2 separate regions of the Homo sapiens genome follow, and region 2 is linked to region 1. The links are chromatin contacts, found by Hi-C or POLR2A ChIA-PET in ENCODE. All regions are on one chromosome and are shown on one strand. The core of a region is the stretch at or near the end of the contact, and the rest is flanking DNA. Distances in the headings are between cores, read along the strand shown.

What was found. A loop is a pair of places that touch in the nucleus more often than their neighbours do. ChIA-PET counts read pairs that join two places held with the same protein, here RNA polymerase II (POLR2A). Pooled maps may share reads with other maps.
Region 2: a map of ovary shows a loop between it and region 1 (2.3-fold over the local background). The contact joins the promoter of LINC00222 here to the enhancer-like site in region 1. A Hi-C loop is called at or near these places in 7 of 168 maps with a recorded cell type or tissue (HepG2, ascending aorta, gastrocnemius medialis and 4 more) and 2 of 50 pooled maps. POLR2A ChIA-PET finds 5 or more read pairs at or near these places in 6 of 52 experiments (PC-3, PC-9, WTC11 and 2 more).

Annotation. Positions count from the first base shown.
Region 1 is chr6:108,711,058-108,718,343 of GRCh38, reverse strand. No RefSeq gene overlaps it. Among named protein-coding and RNA genes, the nearest start is that of LINC00222, 37 kb to the left of the region's middle. Within about 2 kb of position 4,128, at least 3 of the 41 ENCODE cell types and tissues checked have a DNase peak (open chromatin) inside an H3K27ac peak, as active enhancers do; they include ascending aorta and heart right ventricle, where a contact is called at or near this core.
Region 2 is chr6:108,748,046-108,755,331 of GRCh38, reverse strand. LINC00222 (long intergenic non-protein coding RNA 222) reads right to left here and starts at 3,678. Exons shown (of 5, transcript NR_033376.1): 1 at 3,483-3,678. It overlaps LOC107986629 (a long non-coding RNA gene), which reads right to left. Exons shown (of 2, transcript XR_001744280.2): 2 at 6,350-7,230.

The DNA.
Region 1 (7,286 bases), core at 2,879-5,378:
ACAGTCTACTGTGGATACAGTGAGATTTCTTTCTATTCAGATTTTCTGAAAATATTTAAAATGAGAATTTAAAAATGATATTTATTCCTGGCTTCCTAGCAATGAGAGTGCTGGGGTGATTTTAGAAGGCTATAGCCATCCTCAGCCCATCAGCTCTCCTTCCTCTGGCTTCTCACACTGCGTCACATATTCCCCAATACAGTTGACCAAGATGTATTCCCAGAGGCAGTAAGGCCTATTGGAAAGAGAATAGGCTAGGAAGTGAAGCAAATTTAGATTCAAATCCTGTTTGCTCTATCATTTATTAGTTGGTAACCTTAGAAAATTATTTAGCGTCTCTAAAACCCAATTTCTTCACTATATAAATGAGTGTAACAATATGCATTGGTTTTGATCTAAATCCTAAAATTGCCCATAAGTGTAACAGAAGATATAAAACAGGAGGAATTTAATGTGGGGAATTGATTGCACAGGTGATTAAAAAAAACCAAAAAGGTCAGGAAATCAACCAGGGGTCAGTAAGGCAACCCAGGGACCAGCAACAGCAGGAAGCCACCACTGCCTGAGGCTGAGGGACAAGGGAGGAGGCCGCTGACCAAGGCCACGCATCAAGGTCACTGCAAAGAAACTGCAGCCACAGTGGGAGCGGGGTCATGAGAGAAATGCAGCTCCTGCCAGAGAAGGCACCCAAGACGGAGAAGGAGCGGGGAGAAGGTGCCTCCTCCTGCCCCACCCAGCCTCCAATCTCTGATCAAAGCCTCCGTCCATGGTCCATACCTAGCCGGCAGCCTGCTGGCCCGGCATCCTGAGAGGAGCATTCTTTAGGGCCTCTTCCCTGCCATACAGAGCAGAGGGGCGGCTAGGAACGGATCTGAGGCAGGTCCAGGGTCCGCACCGAAGACCCGAAGTCCAGCAGCTGCCCCGGCCTCAGCACACCGAAGCCTCGGGCACCCTCTTCGGGTCAGGGCAGCCTTCTCCCTGCTGCCTGCAGACCTCAGACACCGCCCCTGCTCTCCTTCTCTTTACCCTGTCACCACCCTCGGTCTCTCTGTCAACCCGCCCTGGGGTAAATAGACCTGCCACTCTCTTCCTATGCAGTCTTCCTCGAGGGTGAACACACGGCCCTCACTCCAAGCACACGCGTCAGGCAGGGTGGCCCGGGCCACAGCCAGAGCAGAGACCTGCAGGCTTTCGAGGGTTACCAGGAATAGAATTGCCCGTGGGCCCGGGCGGAGGAGCCCCTGCTCTGAGCCCCACCTTTAAACGGCCAGGATTCCAAGAACCAAGGAGACCTGGCCGCTACCCCTTCCTCTGAGTGTCCCTGCCCGGACAGCCCTGAGTCTGTTCACAGCCCCGGCTGGCCTTTTCCCCCTTGCCGGACCTTCTGAGCGCGCACCACTCCACACAGGGCGCATCCTCAGACCTGAGGGCTGACCTCTGCCGGGAGTACGGAGGGAAGAGAAAGTTATGGTTGCAAATTTAGCTCACTCAGCACACAGGCTGGGGTGTGAGCATACCTGCATGTGAACCCTCTCATGGCAAGGGATGTCTCTAGGGGTGTAAAAAAAAAAGAAGAGGGCAGCTCTCCCCACGCTAGGATATTACGAAGGAGTAACTGTCGACATGTTGTATTTACCGGTTGTCAGCTTGATTTGTTTTCCCGCCCCAGCCCCCACGACTCTGCCTGGGTCACAGTGGGCTGGTTCTTTTAAAAGCAGAGGTTGGAAAATGTATCGTATATTTCAAAATCGCTAAAAGAATAGATTTTAAACATTCTCACCACACACAAAAACAGTAAGTTGGTAAAGTGATTGATATATTAATTAGCTTGATTTAATCTTTCTACGATGTATACATATATCAAAACATCACATTGTACCCTATAAATATATACAATTATTACTTGTAAAATTAAAAATAAATAAAATTTTTATAAAGTTGAGTTGGGCCCTGAGAGGATGAGGCTCAGGCAGAGAAGAAAGACAGACGGCTGAGAACCACAGATGCTCAGGGATCAGGGATGTGTGGGAATCTGGAAAAGCACCTTTGAGAAGCTGAGTCCCGAGGTTCTGAATCTGGTGTCTGCAGCCTCTGAAGGGAACTCCTTTAGGCTTTGAGGGATGACACACTCTCTGATTTTTTTTTAAGCTAACATTTATTGAATATGGCCAACTTTGTTCTAAACATATTTCAAGTATTATCACATTTGATCTTTTTATGAAGTGGGTAGTACATTTATCTCAATTTCACAGATAAGGGAACAGTCAAGGAGGTTACAAAACATGCCCAAGGCCACTCAGCTAGTGCGCGGCTCAGCCAGTGTCAGATGCGTGAGCCTGTGTCTCAGGCCAGGCTGTTACTCACCACTTTATCCTGCCTCCCACTCTGTGACAATTGTTTGTGTGTGTAGTTGTGTGTCCAGGGCTCCATCCTGTTCTGGAAGAAGTCCCTGAGCCTTAGACGGTGAGGGAACACAGGACATTCTCCCAGATGTTTGAAGACAGCTCTCGTATCCCCACCTAAGCCTTCTTTTTTCCTGTTCCTCTTGTGATAGAGCGCCTAAATCCTTTAGCACCCAGCTTGCCCTGGCGTGGGATCACTCTGCCCTGCATCATTTGAAGTATAAGACCCAGAACTAAAACCCACATCCAAGTTGTCTGACCTACCCCATGCAAGCAGAATTAGGAAATCATTTCTGCCCATTGTTCCAATGCAAACACAGCAAAAGATAGAATCAGCTTTGGGGCAGCGAAACCCATTCCACAGACATGTGTTGAACCTCCACGTGAATGAGACAGCCCCTGCCCTCAAGCAGCACACAACCCTGTCAAGGAGGGCGATTGGTCATTTTAACAAAACGTGGTGAGTGCCACAAAGGAGCACAGACAAGTGTTCTGTGGCATCTCCAGAAGCTCAGGGGTGCAGCAGAGCTGGATTGTAAAGAGTGAATAGGAATCCTGAGGCAGGCAGACCGCTTGAGCCCAGGAATTCAAGACCAGCCTGGGCAACATGGCAAAACCCTGTCTCTTCAAAAAATAAAAAAATTAGCCGGGTGTGGTCGCACAAGCCTCTGGTTTCGACTACTCTGGAGGCTGAGGTGGGAGGATCACTTGAGCCTGGAAGTTTGAGGCCACAGTGAACCATGATCACGGCATTGCACTGCAGCCTGGGGGACAGGGATTCTGACTCAGAAAGAAAGAAAGTGTGAATAGGACCTCAGCTGGCGAGCTACAGGAGAAAGAGATGAGACCATGTGCAGAGGTGCAAAGGTGTTCAAGGACATGGCAAGTCTGCAGCCTGACACAGGATTGGTAGCCAGCTCACATCTGGAGGACCCCCTGCTGGACACTAAGGAGGGATCTGGCATCCTGAAGGCAAAGGGGAAACATGAGCTGCTTAACGTGGCTTGGTTCCTATGAACTCATATTGAGCATTTAGTCAGCTAAAATCTTTCAGCTGTGTCACGGGTTTGTTAAACCAAAGTCCAGAACTTTCCATTTATTCCACTTAAATTTCTGGATCCTATTTCTGGCATCCAAGCTGTTAATAATCCCCCCCACCACCCCCACCCCCGGCAAGCTGTGTCATCTGCCCTTTAAGTTATTGATTAAAAATGTCCAAAACACAGGGCTCAGAGCTGAGCCTTGTTGCCTACCACTAGAGACTTCCTCCGAGTTACTCTCTATCTGCATGTCTCAGGTTTATGCTTTCAATGGGTTGTGAGTTCTACTTAAAAGCACCTCTAGCTCACAATTAACCAATTTTGTCTACAAGGAAGTCACAAGAGACCTTATCAGCTGTCTTGCTGAAATCCAGATGTACCACATCCTCAACGTCTCCCTGATCTACCCGCCCTGCCACACCATTAGAAGAAGAAATGAGGTGACACTGACATGACTTGTTTCCAGCAGTCCCATGAAGCTCTTCGAAGATCTGTGCTCCTATTTGTAAGGGGCACAAACCGTTTAACAGCATGCACTACAATTTTATTGGGGCTCCCCTTCCCACTTATTGGTTTGTAGTTTGCAGTATCTAAAGTGTTCTCCCTTTTAAAAACTGGGACTTTTGCCCACTCCATCCTTGGGGACTGTCTCACATTTGTTATGGTTTGTGAAAGATTAACAATAGCTGTTGAGCAATCTCGACATGCTGCAGCTGAGGCTGAGCAGTCACTGGTCAGGGTGAGGAGACCTGGACTCCCTTCAAACTCTGTCATGTTTGTTGGGCGCTTTCTCACCAATCTTGGACCCCAATTCCAACTCAGTAGGGTTATTTTTCCCTTCCCAGACTGGACATCATTCTTGAAAGAGAAAAGGGAAACATGAGTTTGGCATTTGGTCATAGTCTCTTTAGTGTTTTGTCTTGTACGCTAAAGAGTTTGAACTTGATCTGGTGAGTAGAGAAGTCAATGAAGATTTTTTTGAAAAAGGAAGTGATGTGATCGTATTTTAGGTGGAGAGGATTAAGGTTTTGACTGGTTCACATCATTACTACATTGCTGTTTATCAACATCTAACACTCGCAATTACCTCTAAGCAGGAGAAGCAGTGCAAGATAGACTAGCTCAGGTTGATCATTTTATCAACCTGAAAGGGGAAGCAGCTACGTGTAGGATTTGGAGTCTGAGAGACCTGGTTTTAGATACCAGTTCAATTGCTCAAAGGCAGGAGAGCTTAAACAAGCACCTTACCACCTCTGAGCCTCAGTTTCCACATTGAAAAAAATGGGAATCATAATTGTATGACAGGGTGGTTGTGAGGCTGGAAACAATGAATGTAATGGGCCTAGTACCACAGACAAAGTGCTCAATAAATGCTCCTTTGTCCAAATCCTTCATCTTTAGGTGTTGTGATTACACAGCAATCACGGTGCAGGATTCCCCAGCACCCCTAGACTGGGGACTTATTCCTGAAGCAGCCTGAAGAGAGTGGGGCCCTGATTAGACAGATGTGGGCTCTCAGCTGTCTGCAGCAGGCCCATCAAGGCCCCACTCCTGAGTGACCTGCAGGGGAGGCTGGCACTGAATTCCTAGAGTCCCAATCTCTCATCCCACCCTAATTAGCTCCACCTGGGTGTGTGTTCTCTCAGGAACTGCAGGGTTAATAGCTGGAAGAACCAGTTTTAAAATGCACCCTAAGGAGTTGGTCTGGAGCCTGGATGGGAGGCACCAGCCCCAGAAATGGAATGTGTCCCAGGGCCCCAGCCCAGGGCACCTGTAACTTCCTGCAGATGTGGCTGGTCACCTCCCACACACTTGAGCACCTCCTCCCATCCAGCTGTGGGCGTGCAGAGAAGGAAAATGCAGCATGCATAGGGGAGCGTGGTTAGGGAGGCACTGGCCATCCCATCATCCTACTGTCATCCCACCTGCTCTTAGGTTAGCCTTCCATGGCTGAGCAAAATGCCCTCTGGCCAGAGAAAGGCCAGTTCAGGCTGTCAGCTTCTCCTGGCCAGAAGAAGCCACGTTTTCACTGAACACATTGCCACCCAGATGCCCAGTTTTTTTTGGGGGGGGGGGGACAGGGTCTTGCCCTGTTGTCCAGGCTAGAGTGCAGTGGTACAACCATGGCTCACTGCAGCCCCCATCTCCTGAACTCAAGCAATCCTCCTGCCTCAGCTTCCCAAGTAGCTAGGACTACAGATGTGCATCACCACACCCAGCTAATTTTTGTATTTTTAGTAGAGATGGAGTTTCACCATTGGCCAGGCTGGTCTTGAACTCCTGACCTGCCCGCCTCAGCCTCCCAAAGTGTTGGGATTACAGGTGTGAGCCACTATGCCCGGCCTGATTCCCATTTCTTAAATGTGACATGAATTCTCCCACACATACATGCTTCAATCCTATCAAGAATCCCTGAACTCCCTAAACACAAACATAGCATGGGGCAAAATGCCAAGGGCTTTCATAGGATGGCTCTGTGCCTATGGTGTGGGTACTATTACTACCCCTCCCTCCCCCATTTTACAGATGAGGAGGCTGAGGCACTTGAGAAATCAGGTACTTCACCTGAGGCCACATAGCTAAGTCAGTGGCACAGACGGGATTTGAACTCTTGTAAGCTTGCTCTGCACTATGTTCTAGTTCCTCTCTTGTGATAGAAAGTCAGGGACTTGGAGACCTGGCGGAGATAACTGCCAACCACTGAGCCTCAATTCACTTTCTCTGGAGGCCCAGTGGCGGGGCCTATTATTCTCCAAGAAAAAATAACCGCAGACTCTCTAGTGACTGTTTAATCTGGGCTTCTAGGACCTCTGAAACGGAGGGGAGGCAGAGCAGAACTTCCCCCACCCCCACCCTGCCCCACACACGCACAGACACCCAGACACACATACCTCCCATTCCTCCCTTTGGGTCTGGGCAGCAGCCACAGCCTTTGGACACTGCATCCTTAACTATGTTTTTTTTTTTCATTTTTTTTTTATTGTGGTAAAAAATGTAAGTAGCATAAAATTTACAATCTTAACAATTTTAAAGTATACAGTTCCATAGTGTTTATTGTGCATCCAATATCTAGAACTTTCTCATCTTGCAAAACTGAAACTCAACACCCACCGAACAACTCCGCATTCTCCCTCCCCACTGCCCTTGGCAAACACTATTCTACTTTCTGTGTCTTAAATTTGATTTGAACCTGGGTTTAAGGGTTTCATTCAGAGAAACGCTTCCTGCGTGAGTCGTGTTTTCAGTGGGTGGTGAGTGGAGACGTTAGTGATGGCAGAATGTAAGCATCCTGTGGGCAGAGACTTTTGTCTTGGTCACCTTTTCCCCAACACTTGGCACACAGTAAGTGCTCAATAAAAATGTGTTGCCTCAACAAATGAAGAATTGAACAGCTTGCTAAGCCCGTGGAAAGCAGCCCCTCCAGGTAAACTGATCTGTAACTATAGCCATTTGCAGACTTCAGGGTCCTAGATTTGGTGGTGAGCAGGCTTTTCCGCTAGAGCCCCAGCCGCCCCTCCCTCCCTGCTAATGCTCTCAGCCACCCCTCTATTCCTGTCACCCCTCTCTCTTGAGAATGACTCTGGATTTTGTCATTCTGACTGGGCTGACAGGGAGAATGCTTTAAAAGTTTGAGAAGTGATGCCTTAGAGGAAGGTTTTGGCAGCTGGTGATAAATTGTCGACCTTGCTTCCAGAAAAAAAAAAAAAAAAGCATTATCTCTTTTCGCTCCTCACAAGGGAGATTTTTAAGAATATCAGCACTTTTTTTGTGTGCAAACAGTGAGATCCAGCAGTTTGCAAACCACACCTCCAGGTAAAAAGCCCTTCGAGATAGGAATGAGAAT
Region 2 (7,286 bases), core at 2,429-4,928, 37 kb before region 1:
ATGAAGGTGTTATTTTTGTCATGTCATGAGAAATGCAGACATGAGTAATTACTGGCATTGGTTTGGTGGCTTGAGAAAATCAGGGACAGGTATTTGTAATTTTTTTATTTTTATATTTTGAGACAGAATCTCACTCTGTCGCCAGGCTGGAGTGCAGTGGCACGACCTCGGCTCACTACAACCTCCGCCTCCCGAGTTCAAGTGATTCTCCTGCCTTAGCCTCCCAGGTAGCTGGGACTACAGGGGCACGCCACCACACCCAGCTAATTTTTGTATTTTTAGTAGAGATGGGGTTTCACTATGTTGGCCAGGATGGTCTCGATCTCTTGAACTCATGATCCACCCGCCTCAGCCTCCCAAAGTGTTGGGATTACAGGCATAAGCCACTGCATCTGGCCTGTGATTCTTTTAATCTTTTCTTCATAGCCTCAATGTGTCTGTTGCAGCTCCAGCCATCACATCCACATTTCAAACAAAAGGAATTAGGAAGGATGAAATGGCAAACAAGGCTTTCCTAGAAGTCCCACCCAACAACTTCTGCTTTTATCTTCTGCAAGAGAACTCATCTTTTCACTGGATACGTGCTAACCAGGATAACACTGGGGCTCTCTAAGAGAGAAGGTGAGGATGGATATCGGGTAGGAAGCTAGCACTCTCTGCATGGGGCTTTCCAGAGAGATGTGTTTAGAAAAGAAGTTGCTGTCTGAACTGGTCCTTCTGGGAGAGCTTGTTATGTGAAAGAGCAGGTATCTGAGGAAGCCTCAGTTTACCCATGAAACTGACCTCTAGGTCTCTCTCACTCTGAGAGAGGTGAACTGGCTTCTGTTCTATGAGTGCCCCTAGTTCCCAAGTCAATTTGATTAGGAAAGGAGAGGATTGGGAAATGGAAATCTCTGTAAAGCAGTGGATTCATTCCTTGATCAAAGGCATGGTGGTTGGCAGCAAGCATAAAAATATGAATGTGTATGTTGACAGAGGAGGCACCCGGCTACTACTTGTCAATGTAGTGAGGCAGGGGATGGATAAAGAAGACATGCTTCTGAACCTTCAGAATCTTACAAATTAGAAGAGAGAAACACAAAACATGAAAACTAGAAAGTAGGCCAGGTGCTGTAATCCCAGCACTTTGGGAGGCCGAGGCGGGTGGATAATGAGGTCAGGAGTTCGAGACCAGCCTGGCTAACATGGTGAAACCCCGTCTCTACCATAAAAACAATACAAAAATTAGCTGGGCATGGTGGCAGGCACCTAAAATCCCAGCTGCTCGGGAGGCTGAGGCAGGAGAATCGCTTGAAACCAGAAGGTGGAGGTTGTGGTGAGCCAAGATCATGCCACTGCACTCCATCCTGGGCAACAAGAGCGAAACTCCGTCTCAAAAAAAAAAAAAAAGAAAGAAAACTAGAAAGTTATACAGGCTAAGTGGAAGTCAGCGCCTGGCACAGAGAAGGGGGCAGTCATTGCCACTAGGATGCTCCCAAAGGATTTCAAGAGGAAGGGGAAGATGTGAGGCTTGCTGGATGACCAGGGGGATTATTGAGGGGCCAGGGAGTGGTGGTATCACCTAGCCACACAGCGGGGCTCCCTCAACTGGCAATTGAAGCAGCCGTTGGCCTGAATTTCCAAGGACCACCATGGATTCCCAAACAAAATGTCATCCCAATGTTTCCAGCTCTCTATCCAGCCTTGTAAAACAAAGATGTGGAATTTAACAAGATCCAACAAAAACTGTGGAAGGGCACAATATATAAAAATACCATAGCCAAGAATCAAAACACTAACTTCTGTCACAGGAGGGGGAAAAGCTCTTGCAGATGCATGGGGGGATGGGGCTGAAGAAAAGGGGACATTTGTTCCAGGGCTTTCTTCAGATTTGGGAGCGAAAAAGGCTAGCAAGACAACAGCATTCTACAGAGAAGCCAAGTGGGGAGGTATAAGGGTGGCTGGTTTTTCCTTAAGTCTACACGTTTCCAACTGCTATTTCATGCTTCCAGCCGTTACCATATGTTCTCAGATTTTAAAGTCACAATAAACGTCAGGGTGAGCAGCTGTGGAATAATTCACACTTTTGTTCATTTTCCAGCACCCCCCATCAGATCCCATTGCTTAAATAATGCCCCACCCTCCCACCACCTGTACATCAAGGTCATGGTCCTCCTCTATTAACAGCAGTGAGAACAGCCAGTTTTACTCTTGCGGGAAGTTGGCAGAATTGCAAACTTGACTGCTGAGCTTCGGATGGGTCATGAAATTTTTAGTCTCTAAATCTTGCTTTTCCAGGGGTTAGATATTTAAAACATTTCTTCTTCCTAATGGTATCTTTCAATCACGCAAATTACCACAAGTACACAAGAGCAAAGACGATCGCATTCTGTGTCAGTGTTTTGTTTGCATTGTGAGAGGCTGATAATGTGGGAGGAAGTTTGTGTAGTGACTGTCTGGGTTCAGATCCTGGCTCTGTCACTTATTTGCTGTGTGAATTGACAAATGTAAACTGATTAGTATGGTGCCAGGAACAGATGCTATTATTATTCAGCAACTAGCCTGAATGTAATCATGTACTTGTTTACCTTTGTAGCTTCTTAAGGGCTAATCCTTAAGGGTTAAATGCTGCAGGGATCTGTTATGTGTTTGCCCAGTTAAGTTCTGGGCAAGGAAAAGGCCTGGGTGTTCTGCATGGCTCCCTTCCCTCTTCCACCTATACATCCCATAACCAGCATCTTCTACAGTGCAGGGGACAGGCCTACTGGCCCATGGTTAGTTGCTGGCCCACCTGTGAGAACGCAGGAAAGTCTGAAAGACGGCAGAATTGAGAGGCCTCAGTTTGGAGCTTTTCTTTTTACTTCTCTGCAGGGCTGGTAGGATTGCAACCTTACAGAACTGCAGTCTATCAGAGGCATCCAATTGTTTGTACATCTGCTCAAAAAGCAGCTTGCTCTTGGGGAAAGAGATGAACAGGCCTGGCCTGGCCCTTTGTGACACCAAAGAGGCTAGCACTGCTCTTGGGAGCCCTGCCCAGTGGTCTGGCCTTGGGAGCTGCCAGCTACACGGAGAGAGTTGGATCCTCTCCACGTAATGAAATTGACTCAAAAAGAACAAAGTTGCTCTCAACACCTGCTCACCCTCGCACAGCTCTGAAGGCCAAGAGGGGAATGGGTAATTGCAGACCACAGGCAATGACAGAAAAAGAAGGGGGAAAAATCAGCAGCCACTAGTTTAGCATATTCTCCTTCATTTCATGGGGGGAGATCAATGCAGACCTCACCATGCCTGTCTCCAGAGAGCTGGAAACAGTGGAATGGCTCAAAGGGCAGCAGGAGAGAAAGGACTGAGGGATCTGGAAAAGCAGCCCCAGAATGGTCTCCTTTTTATGTAAGCTAGCTTGGAATGGGTTTCTATGACTTGTACCCACTCTTATTTGCAATACATTTTGTGAGAAAGGCAACATGGACACCTTGGCACAAGAAGAACAGCAGTCCACTCACCATTTCAGAAGAGCTGCAAGGTGGCTTCAGGGTTCTTGGGGCACCAGAGGCAGCCTAGCCCCAGTCACCCACGGAGCCCTCCAGCCTACTTTTGCTCACTTTGTTTGGCTGCATTGCCCAGCAGTGGCCAACCTCCATGGAGTCCACATGATCAAACTCACAGAAGGCAGCAAAGATGGGGACACTAGGAAAGGAGGTCCTCAAAATTGAATCTTCCTCTTTCGCTGACTATTGTAATCACACCACTAGATGTTGCCAAATGTTTGTAGAAGGCACTTCTCCTGGTACCTGCCCAGCTCACACCCACAGGATGGACAAAGAATGGTCAAGTTTATTCTGTGTGACCCCTATCCATATTCATGACTCACTGGACAACACGTGTCCACACCCAGCCCAGTTGAACCAACTGAATTAGGACCTGGCGTAGACGTCTGGGCTCATGGCTTGAATGAAGGCTATGTAGTCACAGGAGCCATGGGGTATCCCTGCTTGGCCCTGCAAGCCAGAACAATGGAAGCCACTCTGGAGAGAGAGAGACAGAGATGAAAACAGATGGAAAAGCAGCGAGAAGCCACGGGAGTGAGCTGCCTGCATTCCCCGCTCTCCAGACCCGGGTTCTGGATCCAGCCTCACCTCCTGCCATAGTTTCCGAGAGGTATCCCAGTCTCCTTTCAACTCAGTGTCTTCCTTTTTGCTTACTTGATTGGGTTTCTATTACGTGCATCCAGAATAGTTTCCACTAAGGCAGTGATTCACAGTTTACTGAACGCTTTCACATGTTATCCTGTTTGGATTTTGCTTCGCACGCTACTCCAGGGAGAAGGCAAGGGAGGCATCATCATCATCTGCATTTTATGGTCAAAGACGTCCAGGCAATGACTGCTCAAGGTCTCCTAGGCAGGGAGGCAGGTCTTTGACCCAGACACAGCATCATCTCCACTGCACCACACCCTCTTGACATTGGAGGTGTACTTCCAGGAAAAGGGACTCTGGCGCCAAGGTATAATTGGAAGAGAGATGCTGCATTCCTAAGCACAAGCGCATATTTCAAGGGGAAAATAGGAGCTTCAGCTTGATAATTCATGCCACAGCTTTCATGAGACTGACTCTGTAAACAAAGTGTATTGAGAACGGGAAACCAGGCGTGGAATTTGTGGTGGAGAATACTCCCCCTTATAAAAATATGTGAAGCTTATAATATCATATTATTTTAGCATTTGTCATACTTCTTTCTCTCTTTCTCGAGGGCACCAGTGAACAATGGACAGGTAGGTTACATTTCTCTTCTCCACCTTTGCCTAGTCATCACTGACAGTTTCCACCCAAAGTAGATTAGCTAGGAAACTGACACTCTTGCCACACACACATGTGCATGTGAATGTACTCCAACACACGTGCACACACACATGCTTGCTTGTGGATACCACCTTCTAAAAACAGCTCTATTGAGATATAAATTCAGATACCATATAATTCCTTCATTTAAAATGCACACTGTGATTTTTGGCATATTACATCATTTAAAATGGTTACATAACATACAACTTGCCATTTTAACTATTTTTAGTGGTATTAATTACATTCACAATGTCGTGCATGACATTGCAATACAATCATTAAAACCATCTATTTCAAATGGATGCTATTTTTTTTGGTCCCTCTCTTTTTCCCTTTCTCTCTTCCTCCTTCCTTTCTCTTATGTTTATTTTTCAGTTTTTTAGGAGACAGGGAAAGTCCATCTCGCCTCCAGCCCTGGCCTTCCCCATGCATGCAAATCCCCACTGCTCTTCTTGACACTCCTCTACTTATCCAACCTAGGCTCAAACTGGAAGGCAAGACCTGATCATATGACCTGATCATATGTGAGTTTCTGTCTGCACCCAAGTCTCTAGGACACAGAGGGAACATCTTGCTTCTGGGACATTCCTCAGGTGCTGAGCTCCCCTGCCTGAAGGGAGCTGCTTGAGGACTGAGCTGTGCATCTTCATTCTGGACCCTGGTCTTTGCTACAGGGGCTCAGTGATGTCTGCAGAGTGGCCTTGGGGGCCCCTACATTGTCTGGCCCAGATGCAAGCGCCTGCTGATGTTCCACAAGGAATCTCTCCCCAGACCAATGTTAGGTTTGGATGTTTTCTTCTTTCTCGTCATCTCCTTTGCTTCCTGTTACTTTTTACCCTCCTAAAAAGTGTGAAGAAAGAACCTGCTGAAAATTCCATCTGATTGGGTCTAATAAGAGCTCAGCATTTGATGCTTTCCCCCATGGCTGGTGGGGGAAAGTTTGCTCCTGAACAGTGTTAAGTTCTGGACCCTTACTTCTGTGTTCTAGGAGGGCAACCCCCTTCCCCACCCACCCAGTAATCCACTCAGAGGGAAGAGAAGGAAGGATGAATGGCTTTTCAGAAGAGAAAGCACAGTTCTCAAGTGGAGCCTTGGGTCTCTCTGCATAGGACTGACTGACGAGCCTATCTGGAGAGCTCCTACTAAGCCCAGTCTCCTGTCTCCTCCACCACCAAAAGGCATCCTTTGGTGATGTCATTACTGTCATTCACCGTGAATATGGACAATCAACAGCCAAGGATCTTTTGTGTAATTAAATGTACTAGCTTGACAGCTCCCAAATGAGGGGGTAATAGTTACTGGATGTAAAGTGGCTTTTCTCTAATCCTGAGTGACGGCATGCTGTTGCTAGGTGCCTGTTTTTCTGCCTTTCAAATACAAAGTGACTAATGGGGTATATTTCATAACACATCTGCAAGTATGTAGTTCTTCTTATACTTCGATGCCCTTTAAAATATTATTATCTGCCAACATTTGGACTATGTGCTTATATGCAAATTAGACATAATAAAGGAAGAAGGGAGAAGTTCTTTGCTCTTGAAAAATCATATTTATAAGGTTAACGAGATTTATATATTACATCAGGGAACTGGGGTTAGAATGCAAAACTTTATCAATGTAACTTGGCAACAATAAAGATCCTCTGGTGTTTTCCCCTGTATGAGATCAAAACTTTTTATCTACACTGAGGTTTAATTAGATTTTTTAAATTCTCACAAAATCAAAATACATAGGATCCAACTTCAGGAACAAATCAGATATTCTAAGTTGAATGTTTTTGATTGGCAGTGCCAAGAACAGGAATAGTGTTTTAAAAACATATCTCTTTGCATTTAAAAAATCAAGTTAAACCTTTCAATGAATTATCCATTTAAGCCAGGAAGGCGGGTACTCCTATTTTCTGGATAAAAAGGAAAATACCAGGAGAATTCAATCTAATAAAAGAAAATTCACCAAGAAAGGAAGGATTTACAAACACACACACAAATGTACACATGAACTACTTTACAAACAAACAAGAAAATATTCTGGATCCAGTTTGCTCAAATAATGGGATATGATCTAGCAAATATTCTGTTTATAGGGAATTCTGTCTTGATCTTAGAGCATGTATCTAGTACTAAAATAGAAGCTTAATTAAGTTTGTACTTGCTGAACAATCAGATATCAGCAAAATCTACTCAACACGAAAGCAATTCTGATGAGTAAGTTATTGGTGATGACTCAAAGGCACTTCAGGATCTTGCAGCATTGGGGATCATTATTATAAACATGAAGTCAGAACTATCTTTGTAGTCATGCACCAAGTGACAGAGTAACAGTTCCAGTTGATAGGAGGTTGAGTTCATCAAATTTAGATGTTCTTGAAAGGTTTCAAGCAGCCAGCAGTTGGTAGATTCACCCAGCATATCTAGGAAAGGGCAGAGTCTGTGTCAGTTTTGCTTCTTACTGGGTGCACCTTGGCAT